Linked DNA regions of Homo sapiens: region 2 is linked to region 1. The links are chromatin loops, found by intact Hi-C in ENCODE. Cell type or tissue: A673. All regions are shown on one strand. Links, peaks and the distances in the headings refer to the core of each region. The heading gives the core; the rest is flanking DNA. Region 1 overlaps NEK11 (NIMA related kinase 11). Region 2 overlaps NEK11 (NIMA related kinase 11).

What was found. Hi-C counts contacts between places; a loop is a spot of excess contacts. Peaks named below come from ENCODE experiments on the same cell type or tissue, not always from the same donor. Only the 100,000 strongest peaks of a DNase experiment are listed, where the experiment ranks them.
Region 2: a loop joins it to region 1, with 2.9 times the contacts of the local background. A loop is called at or near these places in 4 of 110 quality-filtered maps.

The regions. Positions count from the first base shown.
Region 1 is chr3:131,223,258-131,239,506 of GRCh38, forward strand. It overlaps NEK11 (NIMA related kinase 11), which reads left to right. Exons shown (of 18, transcript NM_024800.5): 15 at 5,271-5,431. Among named protein-coding and RNA genes, the nearest start is that of NUDT16-DT, 150 kb to the right of the region's middle. In A673, for the core only: a CTCF peak has its summit at 8,616; DNase peaks (open chromatin) are centred at 8,854 and 9,684; H3K27ac peaks cover 1,179 bases.
Region 2 is chr3:131,030,096-131,046,344 of GRCh38, forward strand. The region is part of intron 3 of NEK11 (NIMA related kinase 11); the gene reads left to right. Among named protein-coding and RNA genes, the nearest start is that of NEK11, 11 kb to the left of the region's middle. RefSeq lists an enhancer at 12,380-13,190. In A673, for the core only: no CTCF peak of the experiment used is centred there; no DNase peak of the experiment used is centred there.

The sequences.
Region 1 (16,249 bases), core at 7,540-10,039:
TTTGAAAATGAAAATGAGTCCTTTTGTGGGCAGCACCAAATTAGTGGTGCTTACTTAAGAAATACTGGAGACAGATTCATTCCAGTTTGTTTCATAACTTAGGTGGCAGAATGGCACTTTTCCCTGGCCACTTCTTTCCTTCTTCCCCTTCTAGGAGGAAATCTTAGGTAGGAGAGGGAAAGGGACTAAGGCTGTCTGTACACAATGAGCTACGTTTTGGGAAGAGGAGCTTAGTGTTTTAACAAAAGAAAGGTTTGTCTGTGTTGTAGAGATATGACTTGGTCCACTGCCTATGTTTGTAAATAAAGTTTTATTGGGACATAGCCACACTCATTTATTTATGTATTGTCTGTTTTCACACTACAAAGGCAGAGTTGGGTAGTTGTGACAGAGACCACGTAATCTGCAAAGCCTAAAATTGTTTTACTATCTAGCCCTTTACAGAACATATTTGTCAACCCCCCTTGCAGAGGTTTCTTCTGAGCTGCTTGAAGGAAACCTTGACGGAATCAGTGGACAGGAAGGACAGTGGGAGGTGAACAGTGTGGTGAAATGCCTGCGGGTTCCTGTGGAGTCCACAGAAAGGAAACCACAGAGAGGCGAGATTCCATATTGCCCATTTCAGTTGGGTTCAGTATGGATTTTGAGAAATTATTCTATTTAAAATAAATAAATATTTTAAACTTGAGTATATATTTGCAATTGTCTAATACAGTCATACACTGCATAACAATCTTTTGGTCAATGACAGACTGCATGTACAATGGTGGTCCAGTTAATGAAGCTGAAAAATTCCCAACACCTAGTGCTATCATAGCCATCATAACATTGCAGAGCAACATAGCCACTCACATACTTGTGGTGATGCTGGGTAAATAAACCTACTACACTGCCAGTCATATAAAAGTGTAATGCATATATTTATGTACAGTATAGTGATGACAAATGACTGTTACTGCTTTATGTATTTACTATACTTTTTTTTTTTGAGGTGTGGTCTCACTCTGTTACCCAGTCTGGAGTGCAGTGGCACGATCTCGGCTCACTGCATCCTCCACCTTCCAGGCTCAAGTGATCCTCCCACTTCAGCCTCCCAGTTAGCCGGGACCACAGGTGTGCGCCACCACACCCAGCTAATTTTTTGTATTTTTGGTAAAGATTGGGTTTCTCCATGTTGCCCAGGCTGTTCTCGAACTCCTGACCTCTGGTGATCTGCCTGCCTCGGCCTGCCAAAGTGCTGGGATTATAGGAGTGAGCCACCATGCCTGGCTTGCTATACTTTTTATCATTTTTCTAAAGTGTACTCCTTCTACTTATTAAAAAAAATTAACTGTAAAACAGCCTTGGGCAGGTCCTTCGGGAGGTATTTCAGAAGAAGGCACTGTTATCACAGTAGATGGAGGCTCCGTGTGTGTTACTGCCCCTAGAGACCTTGTAGTGGGACAAGATGTGGAGGTGGAAGACAGTGGTATCAGTGATCCTGACGCTGTGTAGCAGTAGACTAATGTGTATGTTTGTGTCTTCATTTTTAACAAAATAGTTGAAAAAGAAAAAGAAAGAAAAAATGCTTATTGACTATCTCCTAGTTAGGAGAGATATGAAAAAAAGAAAATATTTTCGTACAGCTGTACAATGTGTTTGTGTTTTAAGCTAAGTGTTATTACAATAGAGTCAAGAAGTTTAAAAAATGTACAGTAAGCTGCTTAATTTATTATTGAAGAAGGGAAAACATTTTTTATAAATGTAGTGTAGCCTAAGTGTCCAGTGTTTATAAGTCTGTAGTAGCGTACAGTAATGTTCTAGGCCTTCGCATTCACTCACCACTCACTCACTGACTCACCCAGAGCAACTTCCAGTCCTGCGTGCTCCATTCATGGTAACAGCCCTGTACAGATGTGCCATTTAAAAAATCTTTTATACTGTATTTTTACTGTACATTTTTAATGTTAAGATACACAAGTACTTACCACTGTATTACAATTGTCTACAGTATTCAGTGTAGTAACATGCTGTACAGGGTTGTAGCCTAGGAGCAATAGGCTATACCACATAAACATAGATGTGTAGTAGGTTATACCATCGAGGTTTGTAATAAGTACACTCTATGATGTTCACACAATGATGAAATCACCTGAATGACATATTCCTCAGAACATATCCTCGTTGTTAAGTGATGCATGACTTATTTCTTCCTGGTGTTGGGTATTACAGGAAAAACTACTGAGTGTTTGCCTTATTTGATACATACTTTGCATCCATTATACTATGTAATGTTCACAACAATTCCATGAGATGAATATTATCATCTTTATTTTATAGATGAGAAAACTGAAGTGCAGAAAGCTTAAATAACACAGTGTTACAGAGCTATTGCTAGAGGCTTGATTTAAATGCAGATTTTGTTTTTATGCCAAAGCCAGCATTCTAAAGGAGTGTTTCTGAATGTTGGCCTCTCTAGCTAGGTTGGGGTGTTTTTCAAACTGCAGGTTGAGAGGTCAGTTTAGTGAGTTGCAACCAGCATTAAAAAAATAATTGAACAGGATGAAAAACACCAGAGTGTGTCATATGTAGTTTGGGTAAATAGGTCTTGGTGTATGAAACTTTTGTTTCGACTATAAAGATATTTATAAACATACATATATAAGCACATTTCTGTGCACTGGGCAACAATGTAAATGATATTTCTTACCATGTCGTAGTTTGAAAGCCAAGGGAGTGGACAAGGAGGAATGAAGATAAAGAAAAAATGGGAGAGCAAGAGGGAAAAATATGAATGAGTGAGAGAATGAATAACTGTCAAAGGGACAAAGAGACTCGAGAGGGAGAGGAAGTAGAAAAGAGTGGGGAAAGAGGGAGAATGGACAACTCAGAGAAAGAGACACAGAGATTCAGGGAGAGTTGAGGGTGGGCAAGAGAAGGAAGACATCATATGGTTCTGTCTTTCATTCCACTCAGCAAGCACATGTCCCTACTTGATGGCAGAACTGGAGATCTCTCAGGAGATTTTAGTTTTCATACACTTCTCATGCTGTGATTCTCTTGTCGTTCTCAGTGTAAGTAAAATGAAGATCTTTATTAACATGGCTTCTAGTCATTACAGCAAAAAGACACCTGCACGTTTATGTTTATCACAACACAATTCACAATTGCAAGGATATGGAACCAACATAACTGCCCATCACTGATGAGTGGATAAAGAAAATGTGGCATATATACACCATGCAATACTACTCAGCCATTAAAAAAAGAATGAAATACTGTCTTTTGCAGCAACCTGGATGGAGCTGGAGGCCATTATTCTAAGTGAAGTAACTCAGGAATGGAAAACCAAATACCATATGTTCTCACTTATAAGTGGGAGCTAAGCTATGGGTACACAGAGGCATGCAGAGTGGGATAATGGACTTTGGAGACTCAGAAGGGAGGAGGGTGGGAGGGAGGTAAGGGATAAAAGACTACATATTGGGTACAGTGTATACTACTCGGTGAGGGTGCACTAAAATCTCAGACTTCACCACTACAAAAGTCACCCATGTAACCAAAAACCACTTGTATGCAAAAGGTATTGAAGTTCTATATGCATGTACATATGTGTATAGGTATGTTATATATATATGTGTACATACAGACACGTGCAGGTGTCTTCTTGATATAATGACTAGAAGCCACGTTTAATAAAAATAATATATATTATTTCAATATAAATAATAAAAATAATAAAAACTATGGCTTCTCCATAACAGTATTCTATCTCATCTGTTGCTCAGCTGAAAATCAGTGATCTGAACTGATGTGAAAAAAAAAAATACGCTGTGTTGAAATTGCTGAGAGAAGGTATGAGATCCCTAGTACACTGCTTTCTAAGGAACTGGCAAAGGCAATTTTGAATATATGTAATTTTTGTCTTTTGAGCTGACTAATTTTTATTCTACTGTACAGCAGCCTTTTATGTTTTAGTGGGAAACCATAGATAACAAACACATTTTAACATCTTCTATTTCCAGGGAATTCTACATCCATTAAGTATCTTACTTTCAAAGGATTCTGGACTCATTTAATGAAAAGCCCATTTGTACAGACTTGGAAATTGAGTGAACATTTGTATGAAACTTCCCTGCATACCGATGCTTTCATGAGAATTCTATTACTCAATCTCAGCAGCCACTCTACTAGATTACACTTATGTTAATTTTATCACAGAAATTGGAGCTCTGTGAGTTTAAGTCTCTTGCACAAATTTTCATCTAAAAAGTGGAAGAGCTAGATTCTAGCCTTGATTTTCTGACCCCAAATTTCATATTTTTCCCACTAGACCAGAAATAGCAACAATAGATTGAAAAATAATGTGTTACAATTTGGAAGAAAAATTTTAATTTTAAGTCTGAGTATGGTGCAAAGTCTAAAATGCCCATTGTTTTGCTGCAGCTGAGTATTCTAATTTTCTCCTCCCCCAGCCCAAGGGTAGTTGTTTGGGTAGTTCTTTATTTCTAGCCCCCCATTAGTAAATTATATTGTTATGCTTTCTTGTGATCCATTCATGGCCTTTCTTCACTGAAGATTGTTATAAACACCAACTTTATTCTAGTTACTAACAATGTTGCATCAAGTAACTTGGGTAGATGCTTATTGTCATCAGCTTAGGTGGGTATTCTTTTTTAAAATAAGTGCTGAATGTAAGGTTGAGTAAGTAGGACCCACCAGAGTGAACTCCATCTCAAAAGCCATCATTACCTGTTAGAAAAGAATTGTGTTTTTCCCAGCTTGCCAAAATGATGCTGCTATATATCCTATTCATCTTGTTTGGTCCTACCAGTAACATTTAAAAAAAAAGAAATATCTAGGAAAAATGCTGTGGTAGTTTTGCTCCAACTTCCTATGCTAAAAACTTTATGTGTGTTGTGTAATAGGACCCTTCAGCCAGGACATCTTGTCCTACCTTTGCCCCTAAATTTCCTCATTTTTAATAAGGATTCATGCCTCCAAATGTCAAAATGTTAAAGCATATTATTTATTCTTATTTAATGATTTTTTTCTTACCTTCAAACGGTAGTTGCTAATGGAAATGTTCCTCCTTTCCTCTACTGGTTTTATTTTGCTGAGTGTTTATTACATTCAACCAAATACTTCCAGGAAGCTGAGATTCAGCTCTACACTCCATGGAAGCTTTGTCAACGCAAGCAAAATATACATCCCTGTGAAAAGATACAGTATTCTTACCTCATTATAATTTTAATAACTGGTAGTATCTGACTGTTTGTTCATTATTTCAGAGATCCCAGAAGACCCACTTGTGGCTGAAGAGTACTACGCTGATGCATTTGATTCCTATTGTGAAGAGAGTGATGAGGAGGAAGAAGAAATAGCGTTAGAAAGACCAGAGAAAGAAATCAGGAATGAGGGATCCCAGCCTGCTTACAGAACAAACCAACAGGTATGTAATGCTCCCTGTCGGAAGCCATGGAACTGTTCAAGGTACTGATTGGACTCTCCCAGAGAAGAAAGGAAGTCTTATAAGGTGAAGTTGGGGACATGGGGAACAGGGTTATTATAATAGCTACTTGTGGTAAGTCTGGCTTTTCAAGGTCCAGAGGCAGGCAGGGCCCTATGGAATTTGGAGAATCTGATCTGGACCATGTTGATGGGGGAAGAACTGGAGCATGCTGCACTTATTTGGGGGGTTGGGAGATGGCACACACCATATTCCCACTGAGGAGGGCTTCGTATACAGCTATTGAATTAAAAAATGCAAATATCTCTTTAGCAGAGAGAATGGCACTTTTTATATACTTTTCTGTCTGGTAATCATATTTTGGGGTCATATTCACAAATTGAATGCAAATAAAATTTGTAAAGACTGACTTAGTTTTGGGGATCAGAACCAAAGATCCTGGGCTTAGGGGATAATCTGTCTAGCTACTTTTAGCCTCTGAGGACACATTCTTGCTTAAGTGGTGAAGTCTCTGAGTATATGCCCTATGCCCTTGTAGTAGATCTCTTTTAACTATAGCAAGATTAAGCCTTATATGGGCCATAGGTCAAGAAACACCCCTGACATGTGCTTTCAGTGTTGAGTGTCTGCAACAGAGGAATAAAAAGCAAGAGGCTTATGAAGATGAAGGGGAAAGCTTTGGGCAATGTGCATACATACCTTCTTTTCTTCTTACCTTCCAATCCTAAACTTCCATGAGTTACAGAAGCTTTTGTTAACTGAGAACCATGCAGCTACTAAAATAAAAGTCTACCAAAGGGCACCTGAGTGAAGACTCAGCTAGAGGAGATGATTTTTGGAGTGAAGATGATTCACTCCAAAAATCCATTCAACCATTTTTAATAAAGACTATGCAATATATCATAATATTCAATCCATTCAGCCACTTAAATCCATTCAACCATTTTAATAAAGATTATGTGTCATAATATTCAATAAATAAAAGCAGTAAGAAGTGCTCTCCAATTTGATATTAAGAGAGAGAGGCAAGTGAAGGGTACAGGTATGGGGCCAAGCAAAAAAAGGGATGAGATAAAGAGGAGAAAGAGATGAAGAGAAAGGATTAGAGAGAGATAATTTAGGAGACAAATACATGAAGAGAGAAACAAATACATTTGGAGAAAAATACAGCTAAAGGGGGGATTCAGAATGCCAAAATAAAAACTTAGCTTATACCGTTTCCCCATTTTTTTCCAACGGAATCTGGAAAACAACAGCACCTCCTACCACAAATCGAAAATATAATTTCTACTACCTTCTGAGCCACTGTCATAAACAACTGTAACGGATATTATTGCAGCATTACAGAGCCTTCATTCTGGGCCTATGGTTGCAAAACACATGATATGCAAAATACATACAGTGCTCAATTTTTGGTCAAAGCATCAAGCGGTAAAATTTTAGCTACTAATATTCACTTAGAAATGTTTTTTAAGAAAATAAAACAGATTTAGAACCACATGAATAAAATACTATATGGCAAACAGCTCCTAGGTCAGGAAATACAATTTTTCCAGTCTCAGAATATCCATCTTTGGCACTTAGAATATAGGGTTGGAAAACAGATTGCTTGCATGTCTTTATAACTTGCAGTTTGCGTGACCTTGTTCAAATTACTGAACTTCACTGTGCCTCAGTTTTCTAATCTGTAAAGTGGGAGAATAATGGTTTCTACCTCACAGAGTGGTTTTGAGGATTAAATGAAGTAATCAATATAAAGTAATTAGAATAATGCTCAGAATTTAATAAAATACTTCATGAGATATTAGCTATTATTATTATGAAGTTACTCAGTCAAGGTATCCAGTACCTCTTTATGATACTGCCAAAACTCCTTAATGTTAAAGTGAGATTTTCTAACTTGCTTTTAAGTAATTTTTTAAAAATTCCTTCTTATTAGTCTTAAGGCAGATGATAAACATAAGGGCAGCAGTTTTGTTCTCTGGGTTGTATATCTATCACATGTTACATGACAGATTGTGATTGATTTTAAGTAATCTATTGGGACAAGATGCTAAGGCCTCTCATATGGTTTGGCTATATCCCCACCCGAATCTCATCTTGAATTGTAGCTCCCATAATTCCCATGTGTTATGGGAGGGACATGGTGGGAGATAATTGAATGATGGGGTGGTTTCCCCAGTACTGTTCTCATGGTAGTGAATAAGTCTCACGAGATCTGATGATTTTATAAGGGGTTTCCTTTTTCACTTTGCTCTCATTCTCTCTTGCCTGCAGCCAGGTAAGACATGGCTTTCACCTTCCACCATGACTGTGAGGCCTTTCCAGCCATGTGGAACTGTGAGTCCCTTAAACCTCTTTTTCTTTATAAATTACCCAGCCTCACGTATGTCATTATTAGCAGTGTGAGAACAGACTAAATACAGCCTCTCACATACATGGTGGTATTTTGTCTCACAAACCCTGTTGGGTAGTTATCTTATTCCTATTTTCTTTTTTTTCTTTTTTTTTTTGAGACAGTGTCTCGCTCTGTTGCCCAGACTGGAGTGCAGTGGCATGATCTCTGCTCACTCTAATTGAGGAAAGTTAGTTTCTGAGAGAGGTGTAGCCTTCCTGCGGTCACGTAGCTAGGCAAGGATCAGACTCATGCCTCAGGCCCACATCAGTCACATTCTCAAGTCAATGTTTTTGCTACTATAGAATATATATTGACCTAGAATGGACTTGGCATAAGGGAAACAGAAGTGTTGCCAAGTCCATTCTAGGTCAATATACATTCTATAGTAGCAAAAACAATACACAGTAGAGCAATTTGTATAGATTAGCAAAAAATAGAGTAATTTGTTTAGAGTAGCAAAAACAATTACACAATAGAGTAATTTGTATTAGAGACAGGTAATTACAACCCCATTTGTTTTCTTCCAGTAATTCAATGTAGTTTCTCCTTCCCCAAAGGTGATGAATGTGGACTCTTCCCTTTCAGGTTATTTTCATTAGCAACATACAAATTACACTACAGAACTCAGTCATGGTCAACTTTGTGAATTGAGAGAGACCTGCTGCCATCTCTCAGATTGGCCTCTTCTCCCCTTTCCCTGGTCTTGCCCTGGACCTCTGAGTGTGCCAGGGTCTGCTTAGATGGTCATCACACAAATGCCTTCTATGTGTGTAATCAGATCAAAGTTGATTCCCCTTCCTTTAGATGGAGCCAAAGTCACATAGTTATTTTGATGAAAGAAGTGCTTTCAAAAAGAAACACAGCCATGGACTTCATTGAGATTGATTACTGAGTTCTTTGTGCCACCCATGACAATCTTTTTAGTAGCAGTGTCTCCAAAGCAGTTTTATTAAGCACCTAATTGCTGATGATTGCCAACTGTTTCTCTGCTGTGATAAGCACAGCATCAATAAAACCTTTATCACAAGCCATTATCATATTGTTGATGGCTCCTCTGCCAAGTCTGTGGTCACTGAATTGGAGCCAGCATCTTAGATCTCAGGAGAATTGAGTTTATAGCTGCCGTCATAACAGGGTTCTCCACAACACTTGTGCAACCTGTCACTAAAAAGTGTTTTATGCGCTCTAATGGACATGGCTTAGGGCTACAGGCTGACGAGTGTTTTCACAGACTCTTCTGTCTTTCCTTTGCTGCCTTGACTATCATTTTTCTCTCCAAGACTAATAAATGGCTCAGATGCATCCAGTAATACACATACTAGGTGGACAATAATGACTCGACACAAATCTTCCTCGGAAGGGCTTTGTTTAATGAATGTGGCTGTCACTGAGGCTTGTTTTAAGAAGGCTCTTCAGGACTATGGTGTTTGTTCTTCCTAAGATGAAAGGCGGCAGAGTTCCACTATTCCAGTTAATTCTGAAGTTCTCAATGCTTTTTCCCCAAATCATTCAGAGGTTTTGAAATTCTTAGGAAAAACAATTGATTTTCTTCTTGGAACATTGTCCCGGGGCAGAGAACTGGATATGCGATAGGCAAGGCCTGAGATTCTGCTGAGGACCCTTGGATCTGATTGTCATGATGGTAGGTGCCTCCAAGAGTTCCTGCTGTTAGTTGAGTCATTAGTTTAATCAGATCATAGTAATGATAACAGTAACAGCTAGTATTTCCAGAATCTTCATTCTATGCTCGGTACTTTGCATGCTGTGTCAGTTCAGGTACTCCAGGAAGCAGGTGATGAGACAGAATTAGAAATAAAAAGGAAATTCCTATCAAGTAGGTGGGAGGAGTCTTAAACCATACTGATATATTTGAGGGGAAGGAAGGAAGGAAGGAAGGAAGGAAGGAAGGAAGGAAGGAAGGAAGGAAGGAAGGTTGGATGAGAACCTCAGGCTGCAGTGCAATTCTGATAAAACCTTGGCAGGCAGGCTGGCAGGCAGGAAGGAAGGTAGGGAAGGAGGGAGGGAGGGAGAGAGAGAGGGAGCAATTGGATGGGAGCCTCAGGCTGCACTGCAATTCTGAAAAAGGTTTGGCCCTGTCAAGAGGGAGCGCAAGGTGTGTTGCTGGAGTCCAGCACTGCGAAAGAATGGCCTGGCCCTAACTTCCCCATAGTGCTTACATTGCCTGGGAGTTGCCTGGGAAGAGCAGGGCCTCAGCGTGGACCCTGCATTGGATCCCGAAGGTGTTGTAGCCGAGGGCTGTCAGATCACTAGGCTCCTTGCAGCAGGGTCTATCTTGAAGGGACTTGTAAGTGGCAGATCTCATGGCTGTCACAGGTGTATTATTTCATTTAATTCTTGCAACAACTCTGATGCATATATTCTAGATGAACTGCATCAAACTAGAATTTAACTGGCTGGAATTCAAATAAGGGAGAAGGCAGAGATAAAGGAGAAGGTGAAGGTAGGAGAAAGGAAGGGATCATGAGTTAGGGATTTCATGTGACTTTTACTGAATGCTCCAGAGTCAAAATGAGCTGAGAGATATAAATCCAGTCCCTCTACTGCATCTCAGTTCCTGCATCTCTCAGACTGTAAGCCTCTTGTTGCTTTGAATTATTGTTGTAGACTTCCAGTATTTCAGATACATATTTTTCACACAATCTAGTCCCTACGTGCAAATCAGCTATTTCATTTGCTCAAAAAAGAAACAGCAGTGGAGGATATTTCAAGTGCTGACTTTAAAACCTAGGTCCCTTGAAAGATACTGTTTGTGACATCCTAACTTCACACAAGAGGAAACTGAGGCATAAGGAAATTAAGTTACATCTCCAAGACCACACAGCTAGTAAGTAGCAGAACTGGACTGTATGAATTTATTTTTAGCCTCTGCTTTATACAGTCTTTCCTCTGCACAACAATTAGAATTGCTTCTCCTCCACTGATGATAGAGTAAATGCGTTAGGTGCAAGGGAATAGCTGCAGGGCCATTGCATTATCTGGTACTCTGGCAAGACCTTTTTACTAAACAGAATGACTGTGCTATGTACAAGGCAAAATTTAAACCAGTTCCAGGAAGAGTGCTGAGTTATGAAAAGTAAAACAAAAAAGACCCAACATCTCTCATCTGTTATGGGATACAGATTTATCTCCTCCTACTATGTCCTTTTCTTTTTTAAGATAAGTTGCCAGAACTGTTGAGTCCCAGTAGTGGGACTTATTTGCCTGTTATTTTTACATGATCTGACCTAATTAATTTACCTTCATACTTGGGAAGAAACACTTTTTGTCTTAAATCGACCTTAGAGGTCATCAGTTCTAAAAAGCAGACTCCCAGCTGTTTCAGATTGTCGATCATTTTTCCATTAGCATTCCGCTGGCCTGTGTCCCAGGCTGTAAAGCCATCAGCCTTGCTACAGTGTTAGTGGATACTCCCAGTTTGGTGTGTCATTCCTTCTAGGTGATGGGCCTTCTGTAGACTGTGTGTTGCTCAAAGGAGAGACTTTGAGGTGACAATTTCCACCCCTACCCCCCATCCCAGCCCTCATTTCCGTCATGATTCTTCCCCCTTCTCTCTCTCCCATTTCTTGTCCAGATCAAAGCATAGCTCATTGCTAGTCATATTAGGACCAGTCAAACCTTGCTGTGGAATACAGCACAGTGGGGTTTGTTTTTTTTTTTACATTATATCACTTACTTCTCTTAACAATTTGATATACTATTCTTTTTTTTTCTTCTGGCCTTTATTTTATTTTAGGTTCAGGGGGTACATGCGTGAGTTTGTGGGCTTTGTAGGAGGCTTAGTCATTAAGTCTTTAAAATTAGGTCCATTATAGGGTTTAGGATCACACCTACATTTTTCACCCCAATACCAAAGCATGGAGAAAAAGGAGAAAGGCAATAGGGTGAAAAAAGGGCAAAGCAAATCTGAGCAGGAATGCAAAGTGTCTGAGTGTTCCCTTCAGTGTGAAGATGGAGAGGTCACCAGCCCCACAGTCTCCCTTGTTGGTGGCTGATCAGAGGTCCACAGGTCAATGGGCAAATAAAGGGACGGTGACCTTCACTGTGAGATGCCCTGTGCTCCGCTGTGCTGCTCCTGGAACTTTGGGGTGAGAGTGGTGAGACACAGCTGATAAGAGTAGTTGCAGTGGACCCTCTAGTGCTTTTCTCTCCAACAATCTTCTCCCTCCACTACCCTACATTAATCCCTGTTTCCCTAGCTATCATCAGAGCTGAGGTGCCCTGACCATATGGTGCACAGAAACCCTGCAAAAAATATGAAAACCATCCTAAACAGCGTTGGCAAACAGAAAAATACAAGTCCCATCCAACTGTTTTGTGATCAGAAATTTATTTTAATTTTCTGAATATTTCATTCACCTAGACAGGGAGAGTAAATACCATTTCATGGTGTCCAGCCTGGGAGGAAAGGGTTGTGACACATGGGGGCCATTGTTGGGGGTGCATTGTTCCCACATAACCTGGTAATCTGAAGGCACAGGGGTCTATGTCATCCCTGGGAAAACACCAGTCATAATAAGACAGAGCTACCTTGCAGCATCCAGGTGTTGTGCCAAACCCTTTACATGCCTTATCCCATTCATACTCACAGCACTCAATGCAATTAACATCTCTCACCATTTACAAATGAGAAGACTATGAAACAGACAGATTAACTAATTTGACCTAAGTTACCCCATCCAATGACAGAGCTGGGGTTTAAACCAGCAAATATTCGTTGTACCAACTATTAGGAATTTGGAGTAAGTATAGAACTTAATGTAGAAGTTGGTAAAGGAGAAGAAAAGGAGATTCTTGGGACCTAAGTGACAGCTCCAAAGTGTGTGAAAATGGACTATGAGCTGATGATTTAAAATCATGTTTAAATCACAGGGCTACATTTTTCACTTACTCTGTGGGATTTAAATAAAAGTAAAGCTAAAACTAGAGTTAAAAATAGAAATCTGCAATAAACAACTGTGTATCACAATGACTATCTTTTGGACTGAAAAATTCTTGTGTTTTTGTGGCAATAAACCTCCCTTAAATTGCAGGACTTTCTTCTCTAGGCTATTGTATGTATAGAGTGGAAAGAGATTAAGTAGTTAATAAAGAGCAAGTGGAAGGATTGATTAGAGGTAGCTTTTCTTTCACTGTGCTGGAATTCTAGAAATGGATTGTTGCAGAGGGAGTACAGGCCTCACCAGTTCCTGGAAAATCCATTGCCCTGTTTTGGGTAGGTGTTACGTTGCCATTCTATCAGCCCTGCTTTTTTTTCGTCTCTTTATCCTTTACATTTCTAAACCGTAATTCTAAATGTCTTAAGAGTTCTGTCATTGGATACCTATGAATGTCTTTGAAACCCTAAAGCAATCCCACAGGCATTGACTTGCCGAGAACCTGGGCATTAATAAGAGACAGCTGCAGTTAGAAGGTTTTAATAATGCAGAGTAAACAAGGCATTAGCAGTGAAATGTGGACACGTTGACAGTCACGTTTCAGCAATTCGGAATTCAGTGAAAGAGGCTTTTAGTCTTATGGGAGCTGTGGGGGCTTGTTGGCAGTTTGAGTTTTGCAGATGTGGCTCTGTGTTCCTATCACCGCACACACTTTAAGGCAGAAGGCCACCATCAGTAGTGAGATAGGAGTTACGATATTAGCTTCCTGATTTCAGGGAAGCCCTCACAAAGGTGCCATCAGCTCTGTCCTATGGCTTTGTGCTAAACGGCATCTTCTGCCTTCCTATGAATTATGAATGCATATAAGCAAGGGCTTGGCTTCTAATGAGTTCAAGCTGAGATGTGAAAGGTACATCTGAGTGTGAAGAAGATGGATAAGGTCACCTTGGTGTTTTGGTTTCTGTAACTTAGTGACATTTTCCAGGGCTGTTCTGGACACCATTTGTGGGAGAGTAGATGATAGTTTAAAAATGCAACTTGGAGAAAAAAGTAGGTGGGGCTGGGTACATTGGCTCATTCCTGTAATCCTAGCACTTTGGGAGGCTGAGGTGGGAGGATTGCTTGAGCTCAGGAGTTTGAGAGCAGCCTGGGCAACATAGTGAGACCTAATCTCTACAAAAAAATTTTAAAATAGCTGAGCATGGTGGCATGGTGGCACTAAGCTACTTGGGTGGCTGAGGCAGGAACATCACTTGAGCCCAAGAGGTTGAGGCTGCAGTGAGCGATGATTAAGCCACTGTACTCCAGCCTGGGCAACAGATGAGACCCTGTCTCAAGAAAACACTTTTAGAAATGCAACATAGATGAGTTACTTTTTGGGTCATTCATTTATGCATCACATATTTGAATGGTCTAAGCACTGGGTATATGGTAGTGAACACAATAGACATAGTTCCACCTTCATGGGATCTCACTCAGCCTTACATATTTACATAGTATTTATTGATTGACATCTCCTAAATGTGTGCCTTCTATTCTTCAGTTCTATTTTCGCAGAACTCTAGACTTACATATCCAGTCTGCCTGGGAGTGGGGTTAGGAGTCTCTAATAGACATCCTGAAATAAGCATGTACGAAAGAACTCTAGACTCACATATCCAGTCTGCCTGGGAGTAGGGTTAGGAGTCTCTAATAGACATCCTGAAATAAGCATGTACTAAAGTTAAGCCCCTCATATACTCTACCCTCAGTCCAAATTAGCTCCTCCTGAGCCAACCTCGACTGACATCCTTTCACTCACATTCATATCCAATCCATAAGCAAAACCTATTGGCTTGACCTTTAAAGTATACTTGGAATTTGACCACTACTTACTACCTGCATTCCTACTGCGAAAGCCATCATCACCTTGTCGTAGCTTCTTACTGGTCTCCTACTAACCCTCCCGTCTCATTCAAAGCAAAGAAAGGCTTTTCAGTACTTCATCATCATCACCTCACTAAGCCCCTCTCTTCCATCAACATGAGAATTGTCCTCACTCACTCCACCCTTCCAGTTTCTGGAACACACCAAGCATGTCCCTGGCTTTGGGAGCCTTGAATGCTCTTCCCACCAGATACACAAATGATTTGCTCCCTCCCTGTCTTCAAGTCTCTGTTTATATGTCATCTTATCAGGGAGGACTCTGACCACCTTATATGAAATAGCTTTCACTGGACTGAGAATCCCCTCTTTCCTCTCCTACTTTATTTTCTTCCATAGTCTTTATTGCCGTCTGAGTGGCCACTATTGCTTATTCTTTTATGGCCTGTCTCCCTCTGCTAGAATGAAAGCCAGTAGAGCAGATATTCTATTTTTTTTCACTGCTATATTCCCAGCACCTTGAACAGTGTTTATCACAGAACAAATACTTAGTAGATATTGTGGAATACGTGAATGAATGGATGCAGTGTACAGTCTAGTGGTACAGGTAGCCAATTAGCCAGGACACAAACAAAGAAGTAAGAGCAACTAGAAAACAAAGAAGCTGAAGTGATAGAGGAATGGGCATTTGGGGTTTAGGGAAGACCTACTAATAAGGGAAGTCAAGGAGAATTTCTAGAGATTGACTTTTCAGCCATGACCTGGAGGATGGAAAGGAGCCAGCCCTTGATGGGACAAAAGGGAACTGGGAGAAGAGTGCTTCACAGAGAGGGAACAGAGAGTGAGGGAAAGCTCCAGGTCATGAAAACCTGGGCGCGTTCCAGAAACTGCATAGTGAGCAAAAAGATCATAGTGAGCAAAAAGATCTTGGGGATGATAGAGATATTCTTTACCTTGCTTTAGGTGGCATATACACAGGTGTATACATTTTTGAAAACTCATAGAATTGTACCCTTAAGATCTTGCATTTCACGATGTGCAAATTTTATCTCAATAAAAATAATGCATCATTAATAATTACATCAAAAAAAGAAAAACTACAAAAAAACTACAACAGAGTTGCAATATTCATGTAGATAGATGAGCTCTATAGGTCTGCAGCCTGCATTGAGGCCACTTCCTGGCTGCTTGTGGACAGTGCCTGGCCACAGCTTCAAGAAGGTCTGGATACACTCAAATGAAGCCTCTCAGGAAAAAAAAAACATGGGTCCAGAGTGACTCTGGGTGAGGAGGGAAGAGGAAGAGGGTTTTGCATGATTTGGTGGGATTTACTTCTCTATGGGATGGCTCTGAGAGAAGAGGTGACCAAGAGGTGAAAGAAATCAGCCCGTTTATACCCTAACATCTGTTGACATAAGGTTGACTGAGGACGTGCCTGGGGTCTGAGCAAGATGAAGCTCAGCTGAGCACTTCTCCTAGCTGGGGCTGTGATAGAAGGTTATGCGTACTCTACTCTATATATACCTTTATAGGTCTATGCCTGCTCAGGATTGTTTGGCAGATGGAGGACATGGTGTCAAGCCTGGCAGCACAGCATGAAAGCAAAGCATGCATGCATCCATTCTCACTCAGAGCAGCTTTCAG
Region 2 (16,249 bases), core at 6,396-8,895, 190 kb before region 1:
CAGGCAGGGTGGTACATGCCTGTGATCTCAGCTACTTGGAGGTTGAGGCACAAGAATTGCTTAAACCCAGGAGGTGGAGGTTGCAGTGAGCCGAGATCATGCCACTGCCCTCCAGCCTGGGCAACAGAGCAAGACTGACAAAAAAAAAAAAAGAACATGGAGTAATGTCCACTTTGCTCTTTATACCAAAGCAAGTATTTCATAAATATAGGTAAGCTCCCTAATTAATCTTTCATATTAGGTTTAAAGGCATTTCAGCAGGTGAATAAAGTATCCAAATGACCTAAAGAAGGGAGCTAGAAATGGGATAGATTATGTGAAAATAAGATGTTTGGGCATGCCACAGTCTCAGTGACAATATTACTTCCACTTAACTTGATTGGAACTTCTTGAATGAGAAAATAAGAATTGTTCATAATGACTATTTTTAGAAATGTTACAAAATGCAAATAAACAATTATTCACATTTGAGATGAATAGGGTATACCAAAGAAAGTAACAGTATTAATTTTCTTTGGGCTTTCCATGGCGAGGATTTTCAAATTCCGTAGTCAGAAAGCTGTCAGATTAAACACTTAAACCAAATGGACACTCCTATTTAAAATTAGCTTATGTTAATGACCCCCTTGTCACCTCGTCTCTTTTGATTATGATCGGACCCTCTACACTTTCATAGTAGAGAAAAACTCTTAATAGCTTCAGACAGTACCTCCCTTACAGATAAACCTCTAGTTTTTGTGTAAAGTTTTTTTAATTTGCTGCAGTGGAAAGTAAGTTGGAACTGAAGTTAGGGTAAGAAACTTGCCTATCAGAAACACAGGAGGAACAGAAAGCAGAAGGAAGAATGATCCAAGATATCAGCCCTTAACCCCAGAAGACCACATTTTCATCCCATAATATATTGTTTTCTTCTAAGGTTTTAAGGCTACTCTAAGTTCTTCCAGCTTTTGCCTATTGGATATTTAAGAGTGGATTTAAAATCAGTGTGATAAACACTTTTCTACATCTTCATAGGTCATAGGAATTGTAAAGGTAAATGTTAGTGATGTTACTACTTTGTTTTAAAACTCAATCTTTTAAATGGTCTCTGTCCAGAATTTTTAAAAGCTGTAATTATCTAGAATTTATAGTTTTTAGTCAATTTCTACATGAGGGATGATAAAAGAGCTGGCATTTTTCTGATGTCCTTAGAACATGCATTATGATTCCTGCTGAAAAGGATTTTTTCTCTTTAATCCTAGAGGTGCTCTTCTAGCCATTTAGAATAGAATGATAAATTTCTGACAATTATTAGATAACCTTTATGGAAACATTGAGAGTAAGACCTAAACCAGACCCAGTACTTCTAAAAACTACACTGTAGGATCATATCCAATTTTGGTTTCTTCAACTAATGAGGAATATGAAAAATTTTAAGATAATTCACAGGAGGACTAAAAAGTTAATTAAAAGGATGTAAAATAAGATGTATGAAGATCAAACTTGAAACCTTTAGACTTAAGATAATAAGTGAGTGGAGAGAGTGTGTTTGTAGTCAGCGGGGAAGAGAGAGAGAAAGAGAATGAGAGAGAAGAAAGGGGGCTGGGGCTGGTTGGTTGGCAAGTGATTTGTTAGTGATCTTTCTTGTACCTGAACCAATCTTAAAAAAACACATGACTGGAGCTGAAGATGGCAGACATGTTTGTGGAATGAATCCAGTGGTGAGGATAACGGACAAAAATCATTTGGCACCAGAAGGTCTAGTCCACAATCTCTGGGAAAGGAATCATTCATCATCAGAATCTAAAACATATTGCATACTGGCCACATGTGGCTTTCAGATGTCTTTTGTTTGGCCTGGGTAGTGTTTCTTTTTAGTAAATTAATCAGTTTTTTTTTTTTTTTGAGGCGGAGTCTCACTCTGTCTCCCAGGCTGAAGTGCAGTGGCACGATCTTGGCTCACTGCAACCTCCACCTCCCAGGTTCAAGTGATTCTCCCACCTCAGCCTCCCAAGTAGCTGGGATTACAGGCATGCACCACCACACCTGGCTAATTTTTGTATTTTTAGTAGAGACAGGGTTTCACCATGTTGGCCAGGCTGGTCTTGAACTCCTGACCTCAGGTGATCCTCTTGCCTTGGCCTCCCAAAGTGCTGAGATTACAGGCGTGAGCCATCGCGCCTGGCCAGTAGTCAGTATTTTTAAATGAGCAGCTCATATAAATTGAGCATTTCATCTTTTCTAGAAAAAAAAGATTTGGGAACGTTTGCTAACATCAGTTCCTGTGTAGCCACAATGGACTGCTAAAGCTAGGCAGCAGCTACTCCCTTAGACAAATTCCATATTCTCCAGTTAGCCACATTCCTACCTCTCCTTACTGTCTCTGGCATACAGCTGCATCACACCTTTCCACTACGTGCCGACCTTTGTAGACAATTGCTTTTGGAATTATTTGCTAAAATCAGAAAAAAGTATGAATGTGACTACTCACAAAATTCTAGAATGCTGTAATAGAAACAGAGCAGTATGGTGTCATTGTTAAAATCCCAGCTTTGGATGTGAACAAAAAGTAAAGCCAGGCCTGTTCTTAATGTGAAGTCTACATTCTGTACATTCCTAATCTGAGCTTTGGTTTTCTTATCTTTAAAATGAGTATAATACCTCATAGGATTGTAATAAGAATACGATATCTGCCTATTTATATAAGATTTAGATGTCACATTGCCTTGCTCATAATTATTCCTCAAAAACAGCACAGATTCACCTTAATTATAAACAATCCAAGTTAAAAGAATAATTAAAGGAAGCCTAAGAAAACTTTAGCTAATTACCACCCAATGACTGCAATTGGAAACTTCTAATAAATGGAAGGTTTTTCTGGATTACTTTTAAATGAGAAAAATTTCCCAAATAAACCAATCTGAAACCAGGCATGTAATTTAAAAAACTTATTCAAGATGTGTCTTGAGATTGTAACAATTCTGTTGTCATCTTTTATATCTCTGTGGCTGTCCAAAATAAATTGGTTCTCAGAATGTGAACCTTTTAGCTAAGATATCAATTCATCAGTGATTGTTATGTTTAATGCATATATGAGGCAGGAAACTAAACTCTTTTTTTTTTGTGTTGATACTGAACCATTAGTTTGTGAGCAAAGCACATTATTAGCACTACTCATTGTCCAAGCAATTTGACTAGATAAGGTTTTAAATTATGCTTTACATACTAGACCACAAACATAAGGAATTGGTTAATGTTAGAGGTGGCTAGAAGATGAATACTTTATACAGACTTCTATAATGGTATGAATGCTATTCCTTCAACACATCAGAATAGATATGACTTCCCTTTTTGTTTTGCAGATACACCCTTAACTTTTTGAGCTCATAAGGAAGGTATCAGACTATCCCTTGGTATCAGTGTTAAAGGAATGACAATAAGTTTGTAGGACTTATGACTAGTTTCTATGAAATACAGATTCATTATATACATTTCTATATTTAATCAAAGAACTTGACAAAATGGAACAGCTGTATGTACATAGTACTTAACTTTTCCGTCAAAGTATTGCAATTTATCATTATGCCACTTGGGGGCATCACTTTACCATTGACATTTTGCATACAGGGTGACCTTTAATTACAATGTAAATACCATATTCCTTTACATTTTTATTCACTTTCTGAATTAGCTGTGAGATTAAAATAAAACCTACAGTACAGACATTACACTTGCTTGATGCATGTTTGGAGAGTTTTCTTCCTGGCATAAATATTGGGCATCCCTTTTTTCATTATCACAGTAGAATAAAATTAAACTGTTAAAATGTATGGTGAATGAGATAGAGGTTTTTCCTTTATTATGCATCATGAAATTCATAAAACAATATTTGAGAATATTTTCTTTCATAATTATAGACACTCTAGTCTAATTATGTTGTCATAGTCCTAAAAAGATTGTGCTAGTTCTTATTCATTTTATTTTATAGTATTGTTAAATTGTCAAAGTATCTTTTCAAAAAATCAAACCCAAAAGATTTGATCAGCCCAGAAATTACTTTGGCCCTTAACATTAGCATAGTGCATGTAATTTAATAGAAAAGAGATATTAAGGAAATAGGTTTACCCTAAAATACATGATTAAACTTGTAATTAATCATGGCCACAGCTACAGTGAATTTCAACATTCATCTTATCAGCATAGAATGTTGGTTATAATGATTTTTAAAAAATTTATCACATTTAAGATATAGTGATCTTACTATGCAGAGTTGATTTTATGCTGTTGTCTGTTTTAGTCTGTCAACTATGAAGTATTTAATACAATTTAAATTTTTTTTTTTTGAGTCGGAGTCTCGATTTGTCACCCAGGCTGGAGTGCAGTGGCGCGATCTTGGCTCACTGCAAGCTCCGCCTCCCGGCTTCACGCCATTCTCCTGCCTCAGCCTCCCGAGTAGCTGGGACTACAGGCGCCCGCCACCACACCCGGCTAATTTTTTGTATTTTTAGTAGAGATGGGGTTTCACCGTGGTCTCGATCTCCTGACCTTGTGATCCACTTGCCTGGGCCTCCCAAAGTGCTGGGATTACAGGCGTGAGCCACCGCGCCCGGCCACAATTTAAATATTAGACCTTTGCTTTGGACTCAGCACGAGAGAGGAAACTGAAGCAGTAGGAGATAAGGCCTAGCCTTCAGGTGCTTCCAGTCCGGAAGACTATATCAACACACATAAAACAACTAGTATACAGTACAAGACAATGCTTAAGTATCTGTGTGGCAGGTTGCACTCGGAGATGTTGGAGTGGCTACTCCCTTTCCAACTCAATATTATCTTACTTGTTTCTGTGTACTATCTAACTTATGTGTATTTTCCCCTTGGTCCTATCCAAGTGCGTATCCAAATATTTTACCCCTTAACTGTGATCGTACACCTTGGTCTTTGTCTAAATATGGGAAAAATGGTAACAAGGAAATGCTTTATCTCTACAGAAGGCATTTTTTCCCCCTCTATCTCATATGTCTGCCTGAGATAAGGATCAGGAGTTAAATAGTAAAAGGCCTACAAGTCCTTAAAGAAATGGCCCTCAAGTCCAGGCTCTTGCCTCCTCAGAGAGCTCTTGGGTCTACATTAGAGTAGATTTTTAAAAGTCCTAGCAAGCTGATTTTCTACCCAGTTATGGAAACAAAATGGAAGATAGGGGGCCAAGAGTTGATGCTAGAATGAGTCATACTGACAACAGAGGGGAGTGGTCTTAGACCATAAGAGTAAGGGAGGTAGAAAGTAAGAAAAAGATAATTAAAAAACCCCAAAAGCCAAAAAAGTCTGGGTCCATTGTTGTAAAGCTCTCCATACTCCAGTTTCTACTTATAGAAATCTCAGACGTCCAGCCCTGTTCCAAAGTACTGTATTGAGACAGACTCACTAACTGGCATGGAGTCAAAAGGGCTCAGGGGTTCAGCCACCACCCTGGGGTCCAGGCCTCAGCTTTTCATATTCATACACCCAGAGATGGTCAGTCTTGGAGAGGAGCTTATATTAACTAAATCAAGACAAGATAGATCTATAAACCATGATTCCACTTCTTAATCTGGTTCCTAGGATGAACAGTACCTCCTCCTTTGTGCACCCTCCCACCATTTTCTGGTAGAAGTTCTGGAGAAGCTGTATATCTAATGAGAAGTGAAAATATAACCAAAATAAGCAGGTGGAATAATTGGGCAATTACTCGCTTAAACCAGGTAAAAGGTCTCTTCTAAGAACTTGACAAAATGGAACAGCTGTATGTACATTCTAAGTGGCTATTGTTGTGGGAGCCCTAAGACCCAGTGTTTATCTACTAAATAGCTCTGGATGCACCCCCATACAAATATTCATAGGGTACCTCCTTTCCCAATATTGAAAGTAATGTGTATACACTTTATAAAAAGTTCAGATGTGCATAAAGAAGCAGTAAAATAATCTATAATCCTGCCATCCAACCTGTGGTCTTTTCTGTATGCACTGACAAATATTCAGTCTTTTAACGAAACATGGCATTGGTCCTAGTCATTGCCTCTGAGAGGAGATAGGAAGAGAAGGAGACTTCACTTTTCACTGAACCCTTTCTGTGCATTTGGAATTTTGTATCATGTGCAAGACTGAAACAAAACAAAACCTATAAAATAAAGTGAAAAAACCCACATATTCATTCAACAAATACTGGTCACCGTTTACTGGTCATCTGGAGCTTGAGTCTGGTACAGTGATTCTTAACCTTGGCCAAACAGTGGAATCACAATATTTAGAAAGTACAGATGCTTGAGTCATACTCCAGTGAATTCTGTTTGGTCTGGGGTATGGCCAAGGATTTTTGAGAACTTCCAGGTGATTCATATGTGTCACTAGACTTGAAATATCTCAACTGGAGATAAAAACTCTACTTACATAATCATAAATAATTTTAGCTGCAATAACTTGTGAAAGAAAAATCTTGGTTCTTGTGAGGTACAATAAACTCATCTTTGCTTGCAGGATGGAAGGTTGGGTGAGGCAAGGCTTCCCTGAGAACTGTGAGCTGAAATCTGAAGAATTATTAAGAAGTAGCCAGTGGTTTTCACAATTTGTTGAGCATCAGAGTTGTCTGGAGAGCTTATTAAAACAGATTGCTTGGCTCCCCCCTACCCCAGAGGTTTCTGATTTAGCAGGTCTGGTAGGAGGGGCCTGACAATTTGCATTTCTAACAGCTGTTACTACATCTTAGAGGACTGCATTTTGAGGATCCTTGTACTAGGCAAAGGGATGGGAGAAGAGTTGCATTCAGTGTGAATGGCACTAAAATGGAATAGAGTTCAGTGTATATACAATCTCACATGCTTTTTTAAAGCAGGAAAATATAAGCATTTTCCCATGTTAGTAAATACTCTTTAAAAGCATCATTTTTAACACCTGCATAATAGTCTATGGCTTTCTTGTCATTTAACGGCCACTTGTTGGATATCTAGATTCTAGTGCCTTCTTTGAAGTAGAAGACTATTGTGCCTTTTAGCGTCCTCAGCGATTTGATGTGATGACTGGTTCAGCATTTTCTTCCTGTCAGTAGCATAACTGAAAAACTAAGGAATGCAAGCTTCGGTCACTGAGAAATGACAGGCATTCTGTGTCATTCAATGGAAGCATTTTTTGTGAGTTACAGCTACATTTGCACTGTAGTAATTAGATAAAAAGAACTTCATCCATTTTTTTTTTTTTTGAGACGGAGTCTTGCTCTGTTGCCAGGCTGGAGTGCAGTGGTGTGATCTCAGCTCACTGCAGCCTCCATCTCCCAGTTTCAAGCAATTCTCCTACCTCAGCCTCCTGCATAGCTGGGATTACAGGCACCCACCACCACGCCCAGCTAATTTTTGTATATTTAGTAGAGACAAGGTTTCACCATCTTGGCCAGGCTAGTCTCAAACTCTTAACCTCGTGGTCCACCTGCCTTGGTCTCCCAAAGTGCTGGGATTACAGGCGTGAGCCACCATGCCCAGCAGGAATAATAATTCTTACTAAAATGTGTGGGTTTTTGTAATATTAAAAATACACTTTCAATAATTCAGATTGTGACTGTAATTTCTGCCATTTAATAGCTGATCACCTTTAGCAAAGCTAATATTTATATATTGTACCTACTAATACCTATTTATGGATATTTCTGTCTGATTTATTTAATCATTTTAACATATCTTTACTTTCAATTTTGAGTCATTTTAAACAAAACATCAATAGATTTAATGAGTCCAACTTTGAACTCAATCTATGTATTCTTATTAAAGCTACTATTTCTATATTATGTCTAGGAGTTCTCTCCAGTGGTTATCTGTGATGGGATAGTGGGTTTATTGAGTGGGACGAGTTAATTTAATAGGATTCAGTGGTTTACGCCGTGGAGAGTTATGAAAACAATTTGGAAGAAACTAATGATTTCTTTCTATTTTGCCTTGCCAGACCTCAAAACACAGTTTCTTTCAGTTTCTCACAGTTAAAAAAAAAATCTTCCTGCTTATCTTTTAAGAGAAAGTATAACATGAAAGCATATTAAAATATTAAAAATTTTAATACTAAAATTAATATTAAAAACAGTTCAGATTCTCGGAATCTTGTGCTTAGGTTCCTCTAGGTAAATATAGAAAGAGTACATTTGAACTTGGACTTCACTTTGGGCTTTGTCAGTTCTCTGCACACAATAAGGTCAAGCCTCTGAGCTTCTGGCCATCTTATATTTAAAGTTTGGGAGATGGAATGGATAAGGAGAGAAGAAAATGCAAGGGCACATAGTTACTTTGATTAGTTTCAATCATGGTAATGAAGTCAATATTCTGAGATAAATGACTTTCCTAAGGCCGCTTTGCTGCATGTGTTAGCATAAAAGAATCCGTGTGCTTTCTATCTGGTTTTTAATATTTACAGATCAGAAATGACTAATAAAATATTAGAATGAGTAGGCTGCAGGGAAACCCTCAGTTTCTTTTTGGCTTAGGCAGGGGGCCAAAAAAGCCTCCTTTTAAGACTGAATTGCCAAGAAACATTTAGGAAGAAGACAACAGTTAGGAAGAAGGCAACAATACTCAAAAATTCTTCTTAAAAATAATTCTTTTTTCTTACATTACTGTTGTTTGAAAGAAAACAAAAGTGATGTATTTAAAATATTACAGCCGTATTAGTGTCAGCAGTAAAAGTATATTCAAATTACAATAGTATACTTGTTAGATTTTCAGACTTATTTAAATTTATCATTCCACTCTGTTCTTTCAATGTGTTGTTCTGGTGGATTTGTGAGTAGGGAAGCTAATGGTTTGGCTAACACTGAATGACATCCCATGAAATATGGAATAGCATTCTTCATTTAAATGTATGAGATAGGGGAATATCTAAGCTATTCTAGTAAATAATAGTAATAATAAATGTAATTGGATATGCTGATCCCTTTACATTGTCATTGTTGACTTCCTAAAATTTTTAAAGTGCAAGATTTTTGTGTTAAGCCTATTAAGTTATTGTATCTCATTTATTCAATAAATAAAGTATTTTAGGATGAGTGCAAAAAATGCAAGAGCAAAATTTGATGGGTGTAGTCTACCTTGTAGGTTTTTTTTCCTTCCCCTAAAAGGGCTTTTTTCATCGAGATGTTTTATAATAAAAAGTGAGCTGATTTTTAATAGAGTCCAGAGGAACCTCAATAACCAAATCCAGAATTCTTAATGGTTGATGAATATTAGAATATTCAGTCAGCTAACTTTAATTTCCTGACCCCAAAACAAGCACAACACCCTCAAGTATAATCTGTAACTAGCCCTTCTTGCTGTTGTTTCTACACAAGCAGCCTTTTGGGGAGAATATTTCCTCCAACAACTTTTGGTGCATCCGGCAGCCCAGCTCTCTTCCTGGCAGACAGCAGGCAGTTCCCTTTTACCATTGCTTACTTTAACTGGATCAGTTGAGGGAGGCATCTGTTTTACTCAGTCCTTTCCTTCTAAACCGATCTGGTTCCTTTTTGACGCATGAATGTCTCTCAAGAGTAATATAGGCAATTTTGGCCAGCACCCAACTTTATACCTATTTTGAACTGAAAATTTTAGTTGTGATATCATCCACCCTTAAGTAACTTGAAATGAGATATGTATATGACTTAAATTTAAAAGAAATGAGAAGGGGGAAAATTCTCAAGTTAAAATTAGTTTCTGGATCAATTTATTACTCTTCAACTGATTTTCCTGGGGAAAAAAGCTTAGTTGCCATAACATCCATGTTTAAATAGTGCACTTTGAGTGATGTGCATGACTTACAAGTCAACATGAGAGACAAGCAACCCTTATGTTAGTAATAGTTTCTTGGTCAGTTATTCCTAAGCTTGGTTTTTGGAAAGAGTAATTTGTAAATTTAATTAAGAGTAATTTGTACATCTATGTGGGAAATAAACATTGTTGGCACCAGAGTTCTAAAAGTAGTTTACTTCCACTAATTGTGCATTGTATAAATAATGTTATGTAGTATCAAAAATAAGCAGTTAATATTGTGTGACCTTTATTGCTTTAAAATACTGTGAAATTGAATTTCCATTCCGTAGTTTAACGAGAACACTTTTTATTTCTCAGATACTCTTATAAGCCCTAGTCCCTGCTACTCACGAATGAATAATTATGAACCTTTGACATGCTATAGAACATACTTATTAGTACAGTAGTGCTGTATTTATTTGGGTAGTTATATGAAAAAAAAAACACCCAAAGTTTTAGTTATTAAGAAAGCAAACACTAAGCCTGATGAAATGTGTGGGGGTGATGGATATGCTCATTATCATGATTGTAGAGATGGTGTCATGTTTCATGGGTATATACATATATCAAAATTTGGCAAATTATACACTTAAAATATGTGCAGTGTATTATGTCAATTGTACCTTAACAATTGTGTTTAGAAAAAGCAAAAACCCTGTACCATGATATATGAAAACCCTTAAGATTGTTAAACTGGCTGAATTTGCAGTTACTAATGATAATCATTATGAAACTTGATACTTTCAGCTGAGTGCTGCTTTTTAATCTTGGGTTCATACCAGCCAATTTTATTGTTTTTAGCTCAGAGAAAAATCATAGGCTTTGTTTTTGGTACCTTTATTGGGCAAGTGAAGAAGGAAGATCAAAATGTAGTTGATAATATTGTCCTACATACTAGGTTTCCAACTTTCTAAGAGTGGAAAATTTGGAACATTGAATTTCTGATTAGAATGTGTTTGGGTGTCAATTTTCTCAGTCTCTCCCACATGCAGCAGTCACTTAGCATTTTAATTAAAGTTTGGTTGATGTTTCCACTTCCCTATTAGTTTGAATTTTGAGAAACCCTTTAAAACCTAATCACTTAGCTATGGCTGCTTTCCTTCAGGGGAGATTCAAGGAAGATTTGTGGCCCCACAGCCCTTCATTTCCTCTCTTCTTTCTTTGCTTATGTCTTTCATCTCATAAGCCTCATACAAATGCATACACTGTGAGTTTGGGGATAATATCGGCCAATCCACTTTTTGCAATATTGGATTTGCTATTTGGTGATCAGCTGCTTTTAATTTATATTGCTATTTCAAAGACATTTTGGTGCAAAGATTATTGAGCTCTAATGAGTAGTTTCTATTATTTTTAGAATTGCTTTAGTAATCAAAATTACAGGAAGGATTAATGACAGATGTGAGTTGCAAGGCAGTTTAACATTACTTAAAAAATGAAACATTTGGGTGTTCCATATGAATTGGACCTGACACATATCTGAAATTGCATTTTAAGTAAGCTTTAAAGCAGTTGACTATTGAACTTGCAGGGAGTAAGTACATATTCAAAAGGTTTTGAAAACTGACAACAGTAGATAATTTCCCACAGATAAAGCTTATTTTGGCATTATTTTGCTAGCTCACATAACCATAAAAACTCTGTGTGTGTGTGTGTATGTGTATACATACGTAAATATATACTCACGTATATATATGTGTGTGTGTATGTGTGTGTTTAAGGTGTGTATATGTGTATGCATTTTTTAATTGGACAGTTTTTTAGTTCAACACTAGTTTCAGCAGCAAAAGTTGTGTTCAGCTGGTAATAATATCCCGTTCTGATGGATGAAGAGGCAAGGGCTCAATATTTCATAACTATACTTGGACATGAACTCAGTATTGAGTACTTGGAAGTACTCAGTGGAGACTTCTACTTTATAAAAATTCAAAAGGCGATTCCAGGGCAAGATGGCCGAATAAGAACAGCTCTGGTCTGCAGCTCCCAGCGAGATCAATGCAGAAGGTGGGTGATTTCTGCATTTCCAACTGAGGTACCTGGTTCATCTCATTGGGACTGGTTAGATGTGGGTACAGCCCACGGAGGGCGAGCAGAAGGAGGGTGGGGCGTCACCTCACCCCGGAAGTGCAAGGGGTTGGGGAGCTCCCTCCCCTAGCGAAGGGAAGCTGTGAGGGACTGTGCCATGAGGAACAGTGCATTCCAGCTCAGCCACTATACCTTTCCCACAGTCTTCACAGACCAGGAGATTCCATCAGGGGCCTACACCACAAGCGCCCTGGGTTTCAAGCACAAAACTGGGCAACCGTTTGGGCAGACACCCAGCTAGCTGCAGGTTTTTGTTTTTTGTTTTTTTTTTCCCTGTATCCCAGTGGTGCCTGGAATGCCAGCGAGACAGAACTGTTCACTCCCCTGGAAAGGGGGCTGAAGCCAGGGAGCCAAGAGGTCTTGCTCAGCGGATCCCATTCCCATGGAACCCAGCAAGCTAAGATCCACTGGCTTGAAATTCTCACAGCCAGCATGGCAGTCTGAGGTCGACCTGGGATGCTGTTGCTTGGTGGGGGGAGGGGTGTTCACCATTACTGAGGCTTGAGTAGGTGGTTTTCCCTTCACAGTATAAACAAAGCTGCCAGGAAGTTCAAACTGGGTGGAGCCTACTGCAGTGCCACAAAGCCGCTGTAGCCAGACTGTCTCTCTAGATTCCTCCTCTCTGGCAGGGCATCTCTGAAAGAAAGGCAGCAGCCTCAGTTAGGGGCTTATAGATAAAACTCCCATCTCCCTGGGACAGAGCACCTGGGGGAAGGGGCGGCTGTGGGTACAGCTTCAGCAGACTTAAACGTTCCTGCCTGCTGACTCTGAAGAGAGCAGCAGATTTCCCAGCACAGCACTCGAGCTCTGCTAAGGGACAGACTGCCTCCACAAGTGGGTCCCTGACCCCCGTGCCTCCTGATGGGGAGACACCTTCCAGCAGGGGTCGACAGGTACCTCACACGGGAGAGCTCTGGCTGGCATCTGGCAGGTGCCACTCTGGGATGAGGCTTCCAGAGGAAGGAACAGGCAGCAATCTTTGCTGTTCTGCAGCCTCTGCTGGTGATACCCAGGCAAACGGGGTTTGGAGTGGACCCCCAGAAAATACCAGCAGACCTGCAGAAGAGGGGCCTGACTGTTAGAAGGAAAACTAACAAACAGAAAGCAATAGCATCAACATCAACAAAAAGGATGACCACGCAAAAACTTCATCCAAAGGTCACCAACAGCAAAGAACAAAGGTAGGTAAATCCACGAAGATGAGGAAAAACCAGCGCAAAAAGGCTGAAAATTCCAAAAACCAGAATGCCACTTCTCCAAAGGATCACAACTCCTCGCCAGCAAGAGAACAAAACTGGATGGAGAATGAGTTTGACAAATTGACAGAAGTATGCTTCAGAAGGTGGATAATAATGAACTCCTCCGAGCTAAAGGAGCGTGTTCTAACCCAATGCAAAGAAGTTAGGAACCTTGATAAAAATTAGAGGAGTTGCTAACTAGAATAACCGGTTTAGATAAGAACACAAATGATGTGATGGAGCTGAAAAACAGCACAAGAACTTCATGAAGGAAGCATACACAAGTATCAATAGTCAAATCAATCAAGTGGAAGAAAGTATATCAGTGATTGAAGATCAACTTAATGAAATCAAGTGTGAAGACAAGATTAGAGAAAAAAGAATGAAAAGTAATGAACAAAGACTTCAAGAAATATGGGACTATGTGAACAGACCAAATCTACATTTGATTGGTGTACCTGTAAGGGACGGGGAGAATGGAACCAAGTTGGAAAACACTCATCAGGATATTATCCGGGAGAACTTCCCCAACCTAGCAAGACAGGCCAACATTCAAATTCAGGAAATACAGAGAACACTGCAAAGATACTCCTCAAGAAGACCAACCCCAAGACACATAATCGTCAGATTCACCAAGGTTGAAATGAAGGAAAAAATGTGAAGGGCAGCCAGAGAGAAAGGTTGGTTTACCCACAAAGGGAAGCCTATCAGACTAACAACAGACCTCTCTGCAGAAACCCTACATGCCAGAAGAGAGTGGGGGCCAATATTCAACATTCTTAAAGGAAAGAATTTTCAACCCAGAATTCCATATCCAGCCAAACTAAGCTTCAAAAATGAAGGAGAAATGAAACCCTTTACAGACAAGCAAATACTGAGGATTTTGCCTTACAAGAGGTCCTGAAGGAAGCACTAAATATGGAAAGGAGAAACCGGTACCAGCCACTGCAAAAACAAACCAAAATGTAAAGACCATCAACACTATGGAGAAACTGCATCAACAAATGGACAAAATAACCAGCTAGCATCATAATGATAGGATCAAATTCACACATAACAATATTAACCTCAAATGTAAATGGGCTAAATGCCCCAATTAAAAGGCACAGACTGGCAAATTGGATAGAGTCAAGACCCATTGGTGTGCTGTATTCAGGAGACCCATCTCACGTGCAAAGACAAACATAGGCTCAAAACAAAGGATGGAGGACTATTTACCAAGCAAATGGAAAGCAAAAAAAAAAAAAAAAAAAAAGGTGGGGGGGGGGGTTGGAATCCTAGTCTCTAGTCTCTGATAAAACAGACTTTAAACCAACAAAGATTAGAAGAGACAAAGAGGGGCATTACATAATGTAAAGGGATCAATGCAACGAGAAGAGCCAACTATCCTAGGTATATATGCACCCAATACAGGAGCACCCAGATTCATAAAGCAAGTTCTTAGAGACCTACCAAGGGACTTAGACTCCCACACAATAATTGTGGGAGACTTTGATGCCCCACTGTCAATATTAGACAGATCAACAAGACAGAAAATTAACAGGGATATTCAGGACTTGAACTCAGCTCTGGACCAAGCAGACCTGATAGACATCTACAGAACTCTTCACCCCAAATCAACAGAATATACATTTTTCTCAGCACCGCATAGCACTTATTCTAAAATCGACCACATAATTGGAAGTAAAACACTCCTCAGCAAATGCAAAAGATCAGAAATCATAACAAACCCTCTCTTAGACCGCAGTGCAATCAAATTAGAACTCAGGATTAAGAAACTCACTCAAAACTGCCCAATTACGTGGAAACTGAACAACCTGCTCCTGAATGACTACTGGGTAAATAAGAAAATTAAGGCAGAAATAAGTTCTTTGAAATGAAGGAGAGCAAAGACACAGCATACCAGAATCTCTGGGACACAGCTAGGGCAGTGTTTAGAGGGAAATTTATAGCACTAAATGCCCACAGGAGAAAATGGGAAAGATCTAAAATCAACAATTGTCTATTTGTGCCCTTTTAGACTTTTTGATGTGAGCAAGAAAGACCTAAAATCGACAATTGTCTATTTGTGCCCTTTTAGACTTTTTGATTTGGGCATTTAAGTCTATGAATTTTCCTCTTACCACTGCCTTTGTGGTATCCCAGAGGTTTTGATAGGTTTTGTCACTATTATACTTCAAATAATTTTTAAATTTCCATCTTGATTTTATTGTTCACCCAACACTCATTCAGGAGCAGGTTATTTAATTTCAATGTATTTCCATGGTTTTGAGAGTTCCTTTTGGAGTGGATTTTCAGTTTTATTCCACTTTGATCTGAGAGAATACTTGATATAATTTCAATTTTCTTCAATTTATTGAGACCTGTTTTATGGCTTATCATATGGTCTGTCTTGGAGAATGAATGTTACACGTGCTGATGCATAGAATGTATATTCTATAGTTGCTGGTTAGTATGTCCTGTGGCTTTATTAACTTTTTATCTTGCTGACCTGTCTATTGCTGTCAGTGGAGTGTTGAAGTCCCCCACTATTATTGTGTTGCTGTCTATCTCATTTCTTAGGTCTAGTAGTAATTGTTTTGTAAATTTGGGAGCTCCAGTGTTGGGTGCATGTATGTTTAGGATTGTGATATTTTCCTTTTGGACAAGTTTTTTTTATCATTGTATAATGTCCCTCTTTGTCCTTTTTAACTGCTGTTGTTTTAAAGTTTGTTTTGTCTGATATAAGAATAGCTACTCCTCCTTGCTTTTGGTGCCCATTTGCATGGAATATCTTTTTCCACCCCTTTACCTTAAGTTTACATGAGTTCTTATGCATTAGGTGAGTCTCCTGAGAACAGCAGATGGTTGGTTGGTGAATTCTTTTTCATTCTGCCATTCTGTGTCTTTTAAGTGGAGCATTTATGTTATTTACATTCAACATTAATATTGAGATACATGCTATTCTATTCCTTATGCGGTTTGTTGCCTGAATACCTTTTTATTTTTTCATTGTTTTTGTTTTATCGGTCCTGTGAGATTTATGCTTTAAGGAGGTTCTATTTTGGTGTATTGCGAAAATGTGTTTTCAAGATATAGAACTCCTTTTAGCAGTTCTTACAGTGCTGGCTTGGTAGTGGTGAATTCTCTCAGTATTTGTTTGTCTGAAAAAGACTG